2 separate regions of the Homo sapiens genome follow, and region 2 is linked to region 1. The links are chromatin loops, found by intact Hi-C in ENCODE. Cell type or tissue: CD14-positive monocyte. All regions are shown on one strand.

Region 1 (8,000 bases):
TGTCTGGAATATTACAGTGCTTTCTTAACTAGCCTTCATGTTTCCATTCCAGCATCCTCAAATTTCGCCATCCACATTTCAGCCAGGGCAATCTTTCTAAATTGAAAATCTAGATTGAAAATGCCACTTTCCTGCTTAATAGTCCTTCAGTGACTTCCCATAGTTTCCAGGATAAACTTCAAACTCGCTGGTTCAGCACACAGGGACTAGCATCTCTTCTACTCCCTCCTCTATGGAGCCTCGGCTCCAATCATATTCATTACTTTTGTAGTTCCCTAAAAGCATCATACTTTCTTGTGCCTACCTGCCTTTACACATATAGTCCCTTTCTCCTAGAATGCCCTTTCCTCTAATTCCCCTAACTCCAACCATTCATCTTTTAAAACTCAGATTCCAGCATCCTTTTCTCTGAGAAGCTTCCCACGTGGTTGATTGGTTGATGGTCCTTTTGCCCCACCCCCACGTAGACTGAGTTGCTTGAAGTTTTATGCCCAGTGCGGCTCTGGCTGATAGCAGATGCTAAAGAAATGTTAAGGAAAATCCCCTTGGTCCTTTTTCTTGTGTTGCATAGCATTAAGACTGCAATACCTGAAGGTATATTTCCTCTCTCACTGTAATTTATTCCATTCTTGTCATCCAAGCAAAAATAAACTGGTTTGTGGTTGGATTCCCATAGTTCACGGATAGCACCACAAAGATGCTCAGTGGGTTACTCCATAAGAAAACATCATTCAAAAGGATTTACTTTGGGCTCCAGTGAATCTCAAACCCACAAACTGGCTGTTTTCCCAAAAGATTTATTCAGAAATCTCTTTGACATTTGTTTTCCCATGGAAGTTAATATCTTCATGACTGTTCCAAGCCTAGTCAAATCCACCATGTGTTGAAATGAAATGCTGATTACTGAGTTTTGGGTCTAGGTATGGAAGCAGTGCAATGGGGAAATGGAAGAAGTTTGAACACTCATGATTAAACACTTGCACTGGTGTTTGCAGATTTGGAAGTGGAGTAGGGGGAGATAGATGACTGAATTTGAGATATCTCTGCCCTGTCTCATCCTTTTTAGGAGACACGTTTCTTTCCCCCTTTATAGGTTGACTCTAGGTGAAGTATCAAAGAGACCAAGTCTGTCTCTAGTTCCTTCACTTCCCCTTGCCACCAAGGAATTCAAGCTCCTCTCTTTGCTCCCCCTACTTTTCTCCCAGCCATGTGTTAGGAAGAATGGGAGTATGACAAGCGCAGCAGCCAGATGCCAGGAGAACCATGTTCCCTATGCCAATCATCTGTTTTAAATAGCTTCCCTACACTCTGGTTTCCTCAGTGGCAAAATGAGGGGGCATCTAGATCATCTCTAAGGACCCTTTTGGCTAAAGAAATCATATCAAAGTTTATTTCTGGTTTTGAAACCTGATACGTTAATTCCCACAAACCTATGGGAATTACTTGATGACATATCAGTGAATGTAATTCAGTATAGTGAGACAGAGTTCTAGGGAACAGGACCACCAAATGGCAGACCAGCTTTTGGTTTAACCTATTTTCATTTTGCAATGTTTCTTCCATTTCTGGGCCTAAGGCACCCCAGGCTCTAGACCTCCCAAATGTCATTTAAGAAGTCTGAATTTTTTTCACAACAGCCCCCAAAGGGAGAGGGGGGAGCATAAAGGCCTGGCTTGTAAACTAGAGACTGCCTGCCAGCATATTATGGACACGACTAAAGAAAGAATGTTGAAAGATGATAATTGCTTTATACTGCAGCAAGGCTGTGAGATCTTTAACTGAAGGACCATTTCTGATTCACTTCTGTATCCCCAGGACCTACCACAGTGCTTAATACAGATTAAGGTGTTCAGTAAATATTGATTCAATGACTCAAAACCCGAGGTAAAACCAGGTAAGAATGCCTACCATCTGTTCTTTAGAAAGCTAGATTTTGATGATTAATTATCTAGTAAATTGATTATCATAAATGTTTCTGTGAGCAGATTTTAAATAAAATATTCAGTGATTATATTACAAAAATACTGTGGATATATATGTGCTTATATTCGCACATACAAGACTGAGGTGTTACAGAAAAACCTTTAAGCTTTTCATAGTTTTATCTCTTCAAACTGCATTTTAAATGTTATGAAATATTTCCACTTTTTAGAATAAAAAGATGGTTATTGTTATGTGCATAATATGCTCATCTGATGTCGCCAGATGGTTCAACCTAGGGTATGGAGAGAAAGGGAGGTAATTCCAACATATCTCTAATTGACAGAGCAGAAGAGTTTGCTACCGAGCAGTCAATGGGCTCACTGCCTGATGAATGCAGAGGCTAATACCATGGCACTGGCTTTTGGGAAAAGAAAAGCTTTATTGCAAGTGGGCTGGCAAGGAGACAGGAGGAAATGCTCAAATCTGTCTTCCTAAGCTGGGGTTTGGTTTGGTTTTTATAAGCATAGGGTAAAGAGATGTGATCTGATTGGATCTTGTAATGAGGTGATGCTGGGAGGCATGATCTGACTGGATCCTGCTATGGGATGAAGCCAGAGCTCAACCCGGTTGGATCCTGCCATGCCATATCTACTTCTTAATTCAGTCCCTCCTCCTTGATCTGAGCACTTGGTTTCCCCTGTGGCTGCATGCTTGGTTCATCTAGGCATGCTCAGGTTACATGACCTCAGGGTTCATGGCAACTGAAAAACAACTCACAATTTTGTTACATAAAAGTTGAACCAAGGCTGGGCAAGGTGGCTCACACCTGTAGTCCCAAGAATTTAGGAGGCCAAGGCAGGAAGATCACGTGAGGCCAAGAGTTCAAGACCAGCTGGGATAACATAGCAAGACCCCGTCTCTATAAAAAAATTTACAAATCAGCTGGGCATGGTGGCATGTGCCTGTAGTCTTAGCTACTCGGGAGACAGAGGTGGGAGGATCACTTGAGCCCAGAGTTTGAGGCTGCAGTGAGCTATGATTGTACCACTCCACTCCAGCCAGGGTGACAAGCCAGACCCTGTCTTAAAAAAAAAAAAAAAAAAAAAAGAGGAGAAGGGGAAGGGGAAGGGGAAGAAAGAAGAAAGAAGAAAGGAGAAAAGAAGAAGAAGAAGAAGAAACAGATCGGTCTGGTGCAGCAACAAGTTGAGGCCCAGGGCACAAGGAGGAGAGCCCCTATGGAATCTTCTACCTTAACCACAAGGATGCCCAGATGTCTAGAGATGGCTCCTGGACACAGGCTAAGGGACTGTTTGTCGTCCAGAAGCAGCCTCCTAGAGCCCGGGATCTTCAGAGGCTTGGTTAGCCTCTTAATTACCATAGCTTCCCAGTCAGTTGCAGGCCCAGGGGACTGAAGTTGATTCCTCAGGGAGAAGCTCCTTGTCACTTTAAGGTGCATTCAGTCCTCTTTGTGACCTTCCTGCACTGAGGCCAACCCCTCACAAGACTGCCTGTGCTGGTGGCCTAAAACTCCATTACTAAGGCCTTATGCAGTGCTGATAGGGAGAGCTTGCTCAGAGGAAGTGTTGGGCCCACCCAAAGGAGGGAACGCCTTTACTCCTGCATGCCCAGTTGAATTAAGCATGCAGCCACAGGCGAAACCTAAGTGCTCAGACGGAGGAGGAGGGGCTGAATTAAACCTTTTTCTGGACGAGGAAAAAGTTTTTTCCAAAAAACTCTCGTTTCGCTGGAGTTGAAGGAACCTGCGCCAGAAGGCCAGAAACCACTGGGCCCCTATAGGAAGGCTGGGCGGCTGCCGCGCTCCTCCGTTTTCCCAGAAGCCTCTGCGCGGCCTCACAGAGATAAAAGCGCGGGAGCGAGGCCCGGCGGCTCCAGTTCTGGGGCTTTTGCTTTCGCTCGATTAGTTGCTGTGAGGCTGCTCCGCGGGCCTCGCCTGGACGCTGACTCCCTGTGACTTAGCCCTGATCCTCAGGAAGGCAGGCCATCGAGAGTCCAGAGGCACCCGTGGCCTGGGGGTAGGGTGGGATAGCAATGTGGCCGCTACGGGTCTATACCCGCAAAAAGCGGGAGGGTCAGAGGCTCAATCTCACCCCGACGCCAGACCTAGGCTCTCCAGCGAAGGCCGAGGCCCCGCCAGGTACAGGCTCAAGGCTCGCCCACCGTAAGCTCAGCCGAGCTGCCTCCGGGACGGGACCGAGGGCGGGCGGGGGTGCTAGGCCTCGGGCCCAGGACCCCCCCGAAGCCGGTGGGTAGGTTTCTTGCCCTGAAACGTGCCGCCCTCTCTCAGGTTCGAAGAGAAAAGGCAAAGTGCACGGCTTGTCGAAGATTGCAGAGAAAGCAGAGCGGAGCAGGCAGGGAGGTAGCGGCTCTGGGCCGTTCAGGTATGTAGCCTCCAGTAACAGCCCGATCCTAGCTTGCCACCTCAGAAAACTTCAAGCCGAATTTTCTGCTAGTAGCCTTTTATTCTAACAGTCAAGGAGCAAAACAAATACAGTACTCTGATTTTGCTCTTCTCAGAACATGGACCCCAAAATTTGACTTCAGGAAGATTTATTTTTAAAAAGGGGAAGGCTTGCCAATTTACGTAAAAGGAAGTGAGATAAATTGGTCGGTGAGCTATACGATTGTGTCACTGCATTTGGGTTTTGGTGCAAGTCACCACTCTGGTCCTTACTTCTTCCTAAAGATGTCCCTAAAGAGCCTTTCAGATTCTAAAGAGTCTGAACAGAGACGTGGAGAGCCAAATCCAGATGGTGCAAACTAATTGCGTTGTCTCTTTGTTAGCCCTCGCTTAGGAGTTACAGGAGAGAAAAGCCTGCAAGAAAATAGGTCTAGTGAAGACACCCAGGATGAGAAGATTGCATCGTTGCGTGTATGTATGCTTCTCTTTTAGTCCTTGGACACACTTAGTGTAGAGACTATCAGTACCTGATGTACCTCCGGATGAAAGAATAAAATGGGCTTTGTTCTGTAGATGTTACATAGCTCACCAGTATTTTTATAAACACTTACGTGTCTTTAGACAGGGCCTTGAATTTCTGACTTGGGTAGATTCATAGTCATGCATTTTTGTTTTTCTCTTTCTCTTGACACGTTTTTGGAGAAACGTCCATAATTGGTGAATTTTCTGTATGACAAATACAAAATGTTACTTAATAACTCCTTTTTTCATGTTTTCCATTTGATTTTCCATTAACAACTGGAAACATTCATTACTAAGGGTTTAATATGTTACAGAGCATTCTAATGTTTATTCATTAGAATATTTTATAACTTCTTGATGTGCTGTATTTAATATGAATTCTGTACTATATTTTAAAGTTGTACAGCACTAATTTAGGGAAGCTCAGATTTTAAAAATTGCTTGTGACTCATCTGACATTAACATTAAACTTCATAGTCAAGTTCCTTTTTTTTTTTTTTTTGGAGACAGAGTCTTGCTCTGTCACCCAGGCTGGAGTGCAGTGGCACAGTCCTGGCTCACTGACTGCAGCTTCTGCCTCTCGGGTTCAAGCGATTCTCCTGCCCCAACCTCCTGAGTAGATGTGATTACAGGTGTATACCACCACCCAGCTAATTTTTGTATAGAGGGGGTTTCTCCAGGTTGGCCAGGCTGGTCTCGAACTCCTGACCTCAAGTGATCTGCTCGCCACGGCCTCCCATAGTGCTGAGATTACAGGCTTGAGCCATCACACCTGGCCAAGTTCTATTTTTTTTTAACTTAATATTCCTTTATAACATGTTTTTGGGGGAAGGCAGTTTCAACACAAGACATTTTTTTAAAAGGCTTTTATCCATAGTTTAACAGTGTAAAGTAGTCCTTGTAGAGTATTTATACTATGAAAAAATAGTGTTTTGAAAGTTTCTTAAAATTTTTATATATTTCTGTTCCTTTTCTCCTGTGCTTTAAAAAAAATGACCAGTTGTCTTATTGTATATTCCCATACATTAAATAGTCTTCAAAAATATGACTTTCAGTGTCTTCATAGTGCTTTGTCTTGTAGATAGATACACTGTAATTTGTATTACTATTTCCCTGTGGTTGGGAAATTGAGATTGTTTCCAAGGTTTTGCTGTTATTGATATCCATAGACATTCTGTTACAGAAGGTTTTTGTGTACCTCACATTGTTACCCTAAGATAAATACTTTGCAGTGGATCACAGGTTGGATCATGTTTCAAGTTTTTTTATTCATGTTGATAAATCAGCACCATCTTACCTGAAACTTTTATATATATGTGTGTGTATATATATGAAATAGATAGATAGATAGATGAAAAGTAGCATGTTTTTTACTTTTCATTTCTTTGAATGCTGGGGAAGTCGATATTTTTTTTCTCAAATTATTGGCCATTTGTACTGTTTTGTGAAATGTCTATTAAATATTAAAGATAGCTATACTTTTGTACATACATATATAACCAATATTTCCATATTTGTTTACTTGCCTTTAATTTTATTTCTAGTATTTTAGACTTACTAGTCTTTTCTTTTGATTTATATATTTGCCTCTATAGATGGAAAAAAAGCCCCTCCCCACTAGGGAACCAGAAAAATATTCACCTCTATCTTCTATTTGCTGTCATCCCACAGTAGTTACTTGACTAGCATATTGTTGATTACAAGATATGTTCATAGTATTATATTTTAATATTTATTTTTAGGTTTAATATTAAATATCAGATTACATCTGAACAATAAACTGAATGAATGTATTATATATATGAAACATATAAAAAGTTGATGTTTTCATTTTTCTAAAATAAATCTGTACAAGATTATAATATAGAAATGGTCAATCTCATAATTTTGCTATAGCTTTAATTCTTATTTCACTTAGGAATCAGTTACTGATGACCTCCAGGTTGATAGTAGTTCATCAAATAGTGAACTAGTATCAGGTAAGACTGTCAAATGTGAACTCCCTCAGCTTTCTGTTTTTCCTCCAAACATAAGCATCCATCTGTATCTCTCCCCATCTTCCTATCTCAGTGGAAGAGGTATCTTTTCCCTACTCCAAAGTGAATCCTTCTGACTGTGCTATAGATCTCATCCTTAAAGCCTTTAAGCACATGCCAGTAAATGTGAAATTACTTGTGATAAGTACTGTAAAAGAGATTGACTTGAGTGTGATTGAGTTTACCTAGAGAAATTAGGGAAGACTTCCATGAGGGAATGGTAATTGAATTAAGATCTGAAGGAGAGTAGAAATTAACTATGCAGAGATGAGTAAAGAGAAATTCAGGCAGAGGGAAGCTCTAACATGGGACTGAGCATTATGTATTGAGTAACTGAAGAAGGCCAGTATGACTGCAGTACAGAGAGTAGGAGGATATGTGAGTGTAAGACAGGATTAGACAACCAGTTTGAGGCCCTGCATAGCCTTGTAGTCCATATAAAAAATATTGATGTTTATATTTGGAGCAGCAAAAAGTCATTGAAGTCATTTTAATAGAGAATGATATGATCACTTTAGCTGCAGTGTGGAAGAAGGACTGGAAAGAATCAGGAGTGCAGTTAAGAGGCTGTTCAAGTAGTTTAGGGGAGAAATAATGGCGCCTTCTACTAGGGTGGTGACATTGGAGATGGAAAAAAGGGTGCTGATGTGATGTGATGGCTATTTTAGGTAATGAGACAGGATTTGGCAAATGAAGAGTGAAGGAGATGGAGGTGTCAAAGATGACTACTGTTTCTGGCTTGTGTAACTGGATACAAGGTAGTGTCATTCACTGAAAGAAAAACTGGTTTGAAGAAAAGACTAGAAATTCAGTTTTTAGTATATTAAGTTATGAGTGCATTTAAGATGACTAAGTAGCAATATCAACCAGATAGTTGGATATGAAAGGCTGGAGATAGAAATTTGTGAGCCATCTACATATTGGTATAATCAAAGTTATTTTGAAAACAAGGATGCCACCAGCACATCAGAAATACAGAGGAATTCTTAAAAGCAAATGAGACAAGATTGATGAACATATCAACAGCAGGAAAAAAAACCACTGCAGAGGTAAAAGTAGCCTGGAAATACTCTAAACCCTTGATCAGTAAAGCAAAAGAC
Region 2 (8,000 bases), 140 kb after region 1:
GAGACAGAGTGTTGCTCTGTCGCCCATGCTGGAGTGCAGTGGTGTGATCACAGCTCACTGTAGCCTCGACCTTCCAGGCTCCAGCGATTCTGCCACGTAGCTAGGACTACAGGCAGGTGCTACCATGCCTACCTAATCTTTATGTATTTTGTAGAGACTGGGTTTCACCATGATGCCCAGGCTGATCTCGTACTCCTGGGCTCAAGCAATCTGCTCACCTTGGCCTCCCAGAGTGCTGGGATTACAAGCATGAGACACCACACTTGGCCCAAATTTACTTTTTACTTGCTCATTCTCACAGGAAGTATAGGGGTGATTTGAGAAAAAGAAATGACCCTAGAAACAAAAAGGCCAAGTGGGAGTTTTGCAAAAGTTCCAGTGAGCAAAGTTGAAAAAATAAGTATCTGAGCTAGTGTATCTCAAAATGTGGTGCTCAGGCCACCAGAGGAACTTATAAATAATGCAGATTCCCAAGTAATCGCCTCAGGGATCTGATTTAGGATTTTTGTAGGATTTAGGAGAACCAGTTTAAACTAGAAATTTTTTATTGGTATAATTGACAGGGCTTAGTGACTAACATAGGTACTGGTGCAGCGTAGTAAGAAAGAATGGTAGTTAGAGATGACTTTTGGGTCTCTAGTATTGTAAAGCATCAGAAATGATGCACTGTAGGTGATGGTGAGGGAGAATATAGGTCATGGCCTTGGATGTGTATTTGAAGACTGAGAATTTGAAGGGTAGGTGAGATAAGATAGTTGGGTGGGCTGATTACCCATTTGGGAAGTTACCCAGAAGTTCATGTGGAGAGGATGACTGTGAACCATTTTGCAAAGTCTTTAATGAGCGAGCAGTGTCTGAGGTCAGTAAACAGGGAGGAGTAGAGAGTAGTAGGTATAGCCAGCACTTCCCAGACTTTAATGTACTTGTGAATTGCTTGAGGATCTTGTTAAAATGGAGACTTTGATTTAGTACTTTTAGAATGGGACTGCTGATTCTACATTTCTCACAACCTTTTAGGTGATGCTGACATAACTGGTCCATGGACCCCACTTTGAATAGCAAAGATACAGGTGTCTGGTTCTCAGCTTAGCTGCACATCATACCTTCCTGGTTGTCTGATATGTGGGTCCCTTATCTAATTGGTATGGAAGATGGCCTAGATATCAGGATTTTAAAATCCTAGGTAGTTTTAGATGCAACAAAATTTCAGAGCCATTGATATCGGCTGATTTGGCCAGAGGATGAGGTATATGATAGTATGAAAGTGGCAGTGTTAACTAGGTAAAGCTGGTTCCACTCTGGATCTCTTGGCACAAGATGTGGGGGCAAAGGCCCCAGAATCAATCCTGTCTTCGGGATGGAACCTGGGTTCAACTGTAATAAAGGTTAGGAAAATGCAAAGGAAGGATGGGCAAGAGAATATGAGAGGCGACTTCCTGGGTGGTGGCTGAGGACAGGGTCATGAAAAGCACAACTGGATCAAGTGCTCCAGGTTACAAGGCTGGGGTTAAAGGCTCTGTGATGGCCACTGACAGCAATTTTTGCTGGGCTTTCCACCAGAATGTTATTGAGCAGATCTCCTTGCTTCTCCAAAGAGAACATGTCCTCAGCATGTCCTAGAAGGGATGAGCCAAATATTCCTTTTTTTTTTTAAATGGCCTCTGGATTTGTTTCCTAAGGCTTGATGGGCTGAAACTAGAGTGACCTGGGCATTAAGTGCTCTCTCCCCTGCAGACTGGTTATTAGTAAGTATTGGACACCTGCTTGTATACAAAGTAATCTATTGTTATTTTTTTTTCTCCAGATATCATAATAAAAATGGCATGAAAAAACAGCTGTGGCTGAATTTTCACCACTTTGAAGACAGGAGTGTGAAGTCAAAGTCTATAAAGCAGAATGTCTGCCTGAAATTATATGAAATTAAAAATTAAAAATTCTCCAGTTATTTGTGATATATCTCTATGTTGAAATTCTACTGAGGTTCTTGTCATTTACTTTTAATCAGTTAAGAAAAAAAATTATTCCATATGCTTCTTAAATATATGTATTTATATTAAAAGATAAAGAACCAAATCATTGGTATTAGAAGACTGTAAACTAAAATAGATGGTTTTAGCTATTTATAAAGAGGCTTCATCCCTGAGAGGTCTGAGAAGGAAAAAAGAAAGACAATGCCAGGGTACAATGTAACTTCCTTTGATTGTTTTTTTTTCTTCAAAGTTTATCGCTAGTACGATTAAAAGTAGTAAATCTTTCTCTAAAGCAATGTAGAGAAAAACAAAAACAAACAACAAAACAAAAAAGTAGTGAAGTTATTGAAGTGCTAAAAATGAAAATGCTTATATTATGAGCTATTTATAACAGAACTTAATTGAAACCACATGAGTGAGAGACCTAATTTCAGGTCTGACTGAAAGAAACTCTATACTCAAGGTTTGCTGAAGTAGGGAATGTATAATATGTATAATCAGTCCTACACTATTTAATACATTACCTTATCCCCCCCCAAAAAACCTTCTTTAGCTAATACTATCTGTAGGATTTTTAAAAATTTGGTAATATAACTTGCAGTATCTCAACAATTCCCTTCTTAAAAAGCAATGATCCTGTACAGTGAACAGAGTCCAGTTGTATAACTTGGAGAGATTTTAACTTGATTAGTCCTTGATGCTAAAGGGCTTTACTAATATTATACATTCATAAGAGTCAAATTTTCAAAACTTCAGGATTAAGAAAGATTGTAACATCTATGAGTTATTTTGCAGTTAAATAATCTGTATAGTATTTATTTTTAACAAGGCATCCCTATGAAGGTACTCTTATAATGATTTGACAAGGCTTTAAGCCACTAACAAAGCTATTTGTGATTTTGTGATTTCATCTGAAGATGAAATATGGAAAAGTTGTGAAGAAACATAGATGAGAACGTTAACGATGGAGACTAGCATAAAATTTAGACCTGTATTCTAAATTAATACTCAACTAAGTCAGCAACTCTTGTGGTGGTTTTAAAAGAAGAAATGTGATAAGCAGTGGGGAAGTAAGGAATGAAATAGAAGCCCTCTTCTCTGCCTTCAAGCAGTTTATATTTCAAGTGGGATGTGAGAGAATGAGAATGAATTATTTGCTAGTTTCTAATCAGGTGATAGGTTCCTGTGAGAAGGAAAGATACTTGATTCTTGGATTGGGCCTGGTGGGGTGGAAGAAATAAACATTTGATGGTTTCACATTGCTGATGAAGAAAATATAGGTAGCTCTGAGAGGTAAATGTTTGGCCAGGGCTATGTAATTTAGGAAGTGATGGAGCCAAGATACGGGGCAGGAGTATTTGAATATAATATTTTTTTCCTTCTCCCCAGAAAAGGCACATTCAATGTTTTTGTTTTATAGACTGCAGCACAAGGAAAGGTCAGAGGGAGGAAGGAATTGGAATTGGCATTGGCATTCAAGGCTTAGGAGTGGAGGATATAACAACTTCAATTATGATTAAGAGCAAGGAATGGCTGGGTGCGGTGGCTCACCCCTGTAATCCCAGCACTTTGGGAGGCCGAGGCAGGCGGATCACGAGGTCAGGAGATTGAGACCATCCTGGCTAACACGGTGAAACCCCGCCTCTACTAAAAATACCAAAAATTAGCCAGGCATGGTGGCGGGCACCTGTAGTCCCCGCTACTTGGGAGGCTGAGGCGAGAGAATGGCATGAACCCGGGAGGCAGAGCTGGCAGTGAGCCGAGACCACGCCACTGCACTCCAGCCTGGGTGACAGAGCAAGACTCTGTCTCAAAGAAAAAAAAAAAAAAAAAAGTAAAGCAGAAGAAGCCTGCTGGCTGGTGACATGAGAAGTCCAAAGAGGAATCCTATTGGCAAGTCCTTGGAAAAGGTTGTATGCGTAATCTTTACATCTGTTCCAGGCCTCAGAGGTCTTTCAGTGAATCTCCCTGGAAGAATATGAAAAAAGGAATTCATCTCTTTCTGGGATGAGGGATTCATAGTTTTTATCTATTTTCAGTGTAGTCTGCGATCTAAAAAAGGTTAATGAAACAACCTTTTTACTTCAGCATGTAACTAAACTTTATTTTTAAGCATTTAAAATTATATCTTAAAATTTTATCTCATTAAAAACAAATCTCAGGTCATAAGTACCTCAAAAGTTCAGTTAAAAGTGCATGAAAGAGCCAGGCACAGTGGCTCATGCCTATAATCCCAGCACTTTGGGAGGCTGAAGCAAGCAGATCACTTGAGCCCAGGAGTTTGAGACCAGGTTGGGCAACGTAGGGAGACTCCATCTCTACAAAAAAAGTACAAAAATTAGCTGGGAGTGGTGGTGCTTGCCTGTAGTCTCAGCTACTCGGGAGTCTGAGGTAGGAAAATTGCTTGAGCCCAGGAGGCAGGGCTGCAGTGAGCCATGGTCGTGCCACTGCACTCCTGCCTGGGTGACAGAGCAAGACCCTATCTCAAAAAAAAAAAAAAAAAAAGTACATGAAAGTTGATGTCATTTCCATTTTTAACTAGAACTTTTTTTCCCACCTCTCCAAGATATCATTCATCATGGTTTGTTCAGTAATGAATAGCCTTTTATGTTGTGTATATAGCATATATGTTTATATAAAGGTGTGATGCCCAAACTTTCCAGATAAGTTATCTTCAACCTCTCCTGCTCTACTCTTATTTTCTAACCAGAATTTTAAAATGTTTCATCATCTTACATGTTAAATCCTACCTTGACTCCATATGTTTTTCTAGCTAGCCTATCATTCTTCATCCGTTTGTATTCATGTTTCCTAAAGAGCGTGCTTTCTACTTTGTCACAGACCCCTCACCTTTCACCCTTCCTAAACATACCCAAACACACATAATTTGGCCTTAGCTTTGTTTCTCCGCTGACATTGTTCCCCTTAAGGCTCCCAGCAACCTCCTTGATGCTAATCTAAGGGGTATTTTTCAGTTCTCATCTTACCCAACTTCTTCCAGCTAATGATGTTATAGACTAGTACTTTCTTCCTAAAAGCCTCCAGAAAAGAATGACTTCTCTGAAACATTACCCTCCAGGCTTTCATCTCATCTTTAGCTCACTCTTTTCCATTTCTTACAAAGGCTCCTTTTTTTCTGCCCAATCTTTAAGTTTTGGTGTTTCCTGGGGTTCTGTTCTGGGGCATCTTCTCATGCAACACTTGCACTGGGTGATCTCATATACTCATGGCTTAGTTACCATCTCTGTGCAGCTGACCCCAAGTTTTTGTCTCTGTTATGGATATTGGTAGTGGACATGTGTGGTGACTTCCCCTGCATCTATCCATTGCCTTTCTAACTTTATCCTAAGTGGATTTTACATTTCTCAGCCATATGGTTTAGGTGGGATTGATCCCACCCATAGTTCCAGGGGTAGGCCTTTAATGGCATAAGCCAATGCATGTTAGCCTTCTCAACTCTGGCACAGTAATTGGTTCAGTGATGGGTCCAATGCCTAAAATGATCCTATTGGGATTAAATATCAGAGTTTTTTTCTTGGAATGCTGGGACAGACTTTTCTTTTTCTCTTGGACTTTCATCTGAAAGGATATATCCTGGAAGCTGCTGGCAGCCAGCTTATGTCCATGTTTGGAAACACTGCCTGGAATAGAGTCTGCACAGAGAAATTAGAGATGAGAAGAAGAAACTGAATTCTCGATACCATTGATGCAGTCCTTGGATAAAGCTGTGCCTGAACTGTTCATCTACACTAGATCCAGTTATGAGAGCTAATCAATTTCATTCTTTGCTTACGCTAGTTTTGTTTGGGTTTTCTATCATGTGCAATGTAGAACATCCTGACTAATGGACTCAATCAAAATCTTTCTAGAGTTTCCCGCATCATAGCATTTATCAAAATGTACTATAATTGCCTGTCCATTTTTTATTTTTATTTTGTATTTTTTGTGACAGAGCCTTGCTCTTTGTCACCCAGGCTGGAGTGCAGTGGCACAATCTCGGATCACTGCAACCTCCGCCTCCTGGGTTAAAGCGATTCTCTTGCCTCAATCTCCTGAGTAGTAGCTTGGACTACTACTGCTGGTAGCTGTGCACCATCATGCCTGGCTAATTTTTGTATTTTTAGTACAGACAAGGGTTTTGCCATGTTGGCCAGGCACGTCTTCAACTCCTGACCTCAAGTGATCCACCTGCCTTGACCTCCCAAAGTGTTGGGATTAACAAGCGTGAGCCACTGCACCCAGCCTGTCAATTGTTTTTTTCTCCCTAGACTGTAAGGTCCTTGATGCAGAAACTATGTCTTGTTCTTTATTGTATTGCTCGATTCTAGCACAGATACATATTAAGCATATTAAATGTTTGGAAAATATTTTTTGAAATAATTTTTGTCATAGTTTTGTGCACTTATAATAGAATTCAAGATGAGGATTTCAAGCCAATTTATATTTGAAGGAAAAGTTTGATTCCCTGAAATAACTTATGACAATCTGTAATAGCTTTTTTGTTATTTAGTTTCTTAAGGGCAGGGCCTGTACCCATCTTGTTCATATTGTATTCCTAGCACTTGGAACATAGTAGGTGCTTATTTTCACCATCCCTATTAGGTTGTTTCTGTTGCATACAAAATTCTCTACTATCTTCCATCTTAAAACAAAAGAAAACCAATTGTCCCTTTCCATCTCCTCTCTGCTCCCCATCTCAGCAAAAAAAGAGGAGTTGTCTGCATTTGCTTTACCACTTCCATTTTGCCCCCTTTATCTTTTGGAAACTGCTTCAGGCTTTCACTCACATTACTCCATTGAAACTGTTCTTGTGAAGATACCCATATTGACAAATCTAATGAACACTTGAATTTTCAGCATCATTCAACACAGTTGACTCATTTCTTTTTAGAGACATTTTCTTCTCTTGTCTTACTGCTGCTCCTTCTCATTCTTCTATGTTGGATCTTTCTCTTCCAGACCTGTAAGTGTTATCCTCTTTGGGTCTTAGTTCTGAACCCTCTTTTTTATATATACACTCCCTTCACGTAAAGTCATCCATTCCATTATTTTAAATTCTGTCAGCCGGGCGCGGTGGCTCACGCCTGTAATCCTGGCACTTTGGGAGGCAGAGGTGGGCGGATCACGAGGTCAGGAGATCGAGACCATCCTGGCTAACACAGTGAAACTCCATCTCTACTAAAAATACAAAAAAAAAAAAAAAAATTAGCTAGGCATGGTGGTGGGCGCCTGTAGTCCCAGCTACTGGGGAGGCTGAGGCAGGAGAATGGTGTTAACCTGGGAGGCAGAGCTTGCAGTGAGCCAAGATCGTGCCACTGTACTCCAGCCTGGGAGACAGAGTGAGACTCTGTCTCAAAAAAAATAAATAAAAATAAATTCTGTCTAGAAGCTGATGCCTCCCAAATTTCTCTCACTAATCCTAGCTTCTCCCCATATATTCTAGTCAGTATCTCCACATGGATGTCTTATAGGCAATTCAAACTTAATACATCCAAACTTAATATGCTTGGTTTTCCTCTTAAAATCCATGTGTTCCCTGGTCTTTTAATCAGGAAATAACTCCCACTAAGTTGCTCACAGCAGAAACGTAGGAGTCATCTTTTTCTTTCCTTCATTCCTATTAGAAGTGTGTATCTCCAAAATAACTTGCTCGCCACCATCAATTCTCTCCTAAAGTACAAGTAGTCACCTATTTCATCTCTGATTCCATTCTTCCTCTTTTAAAATTCCTTCTCCACAGAACAGCCACAGTAGAATCATAAATTGTGTTATGTCCCTCTCCTATTTCAAACCCCTCTGATAGCTTCCATCACACTCAGTCTAACCTCCTTTCCATAATTTACAAGGTCCTACATAATCTGGCCCCTTGTACCTTTCTAACCATTTCAAACCATCTCCCATTCTCAGAGTATATTTTAGTTCTTCTGGCTTCCTTTCTCCTCTTCAAACAGGCCAAAACCATTTCTCTCTTAGAGGCTTTGTACTTTTTCTTCTCTTTGCCAGAATGTTCTTCACCACCTTCTTCCTATA

What was found. Peaks named below come from ENCODE experiments on the same cell type or tissue, not always from the same donor. Only the 100,000 strongest peaks of a DNase experiment are listed, where the experiment ranks them.
Region 2: a loop joins it to region 1, with 2.2 times the contacts of the local background. A loop is called at or near these places in 2 of 110 quality-filtered maps.

What each region holds. Positions count from the first base shown.
Region 1 is chr5:131,941,478-131,949,477 of GRCh38, reverse strand. It overlaps MEIKIN (meiotic kinetochore factor), which reads left to right and starts at 3,815. Exons shown (of 13, transcript NM_001303622.2): 1 at 3,815-4,078; 2 at 4,229-4,322; 3 at 4,726-4,813; 4 at 6,783-6,843. The coding sequence starts at 3,973. In CD14-positive monocyte, no CTCF peak of the experiment used is centred here; DNase peaks (open chromatin) are centred at 4,567 and 5,327; H3K4me3 peaks cover 1,192 bases; H3K27ac peaks cover 1,803 bases.
Region 2 is chr5:131,801,063-131,809,062 of GRCh38, reverse strand. It overlaps MEIKIN (meiotic kinetochore factor), which reads left to right. Exons shown (of 13, transcript NM_001303622.2): 13 at 1,805-2,073. The coding sequence ends at 1,827. Among named protein-coding and RNA genes, the nearest start is that of FNIP1, 8.0 kb to the right of the region's middle. In CD14-positive monocyte, no CTCF peak of the experiment used is centred here; no DNase peak of the experiment used is centred here.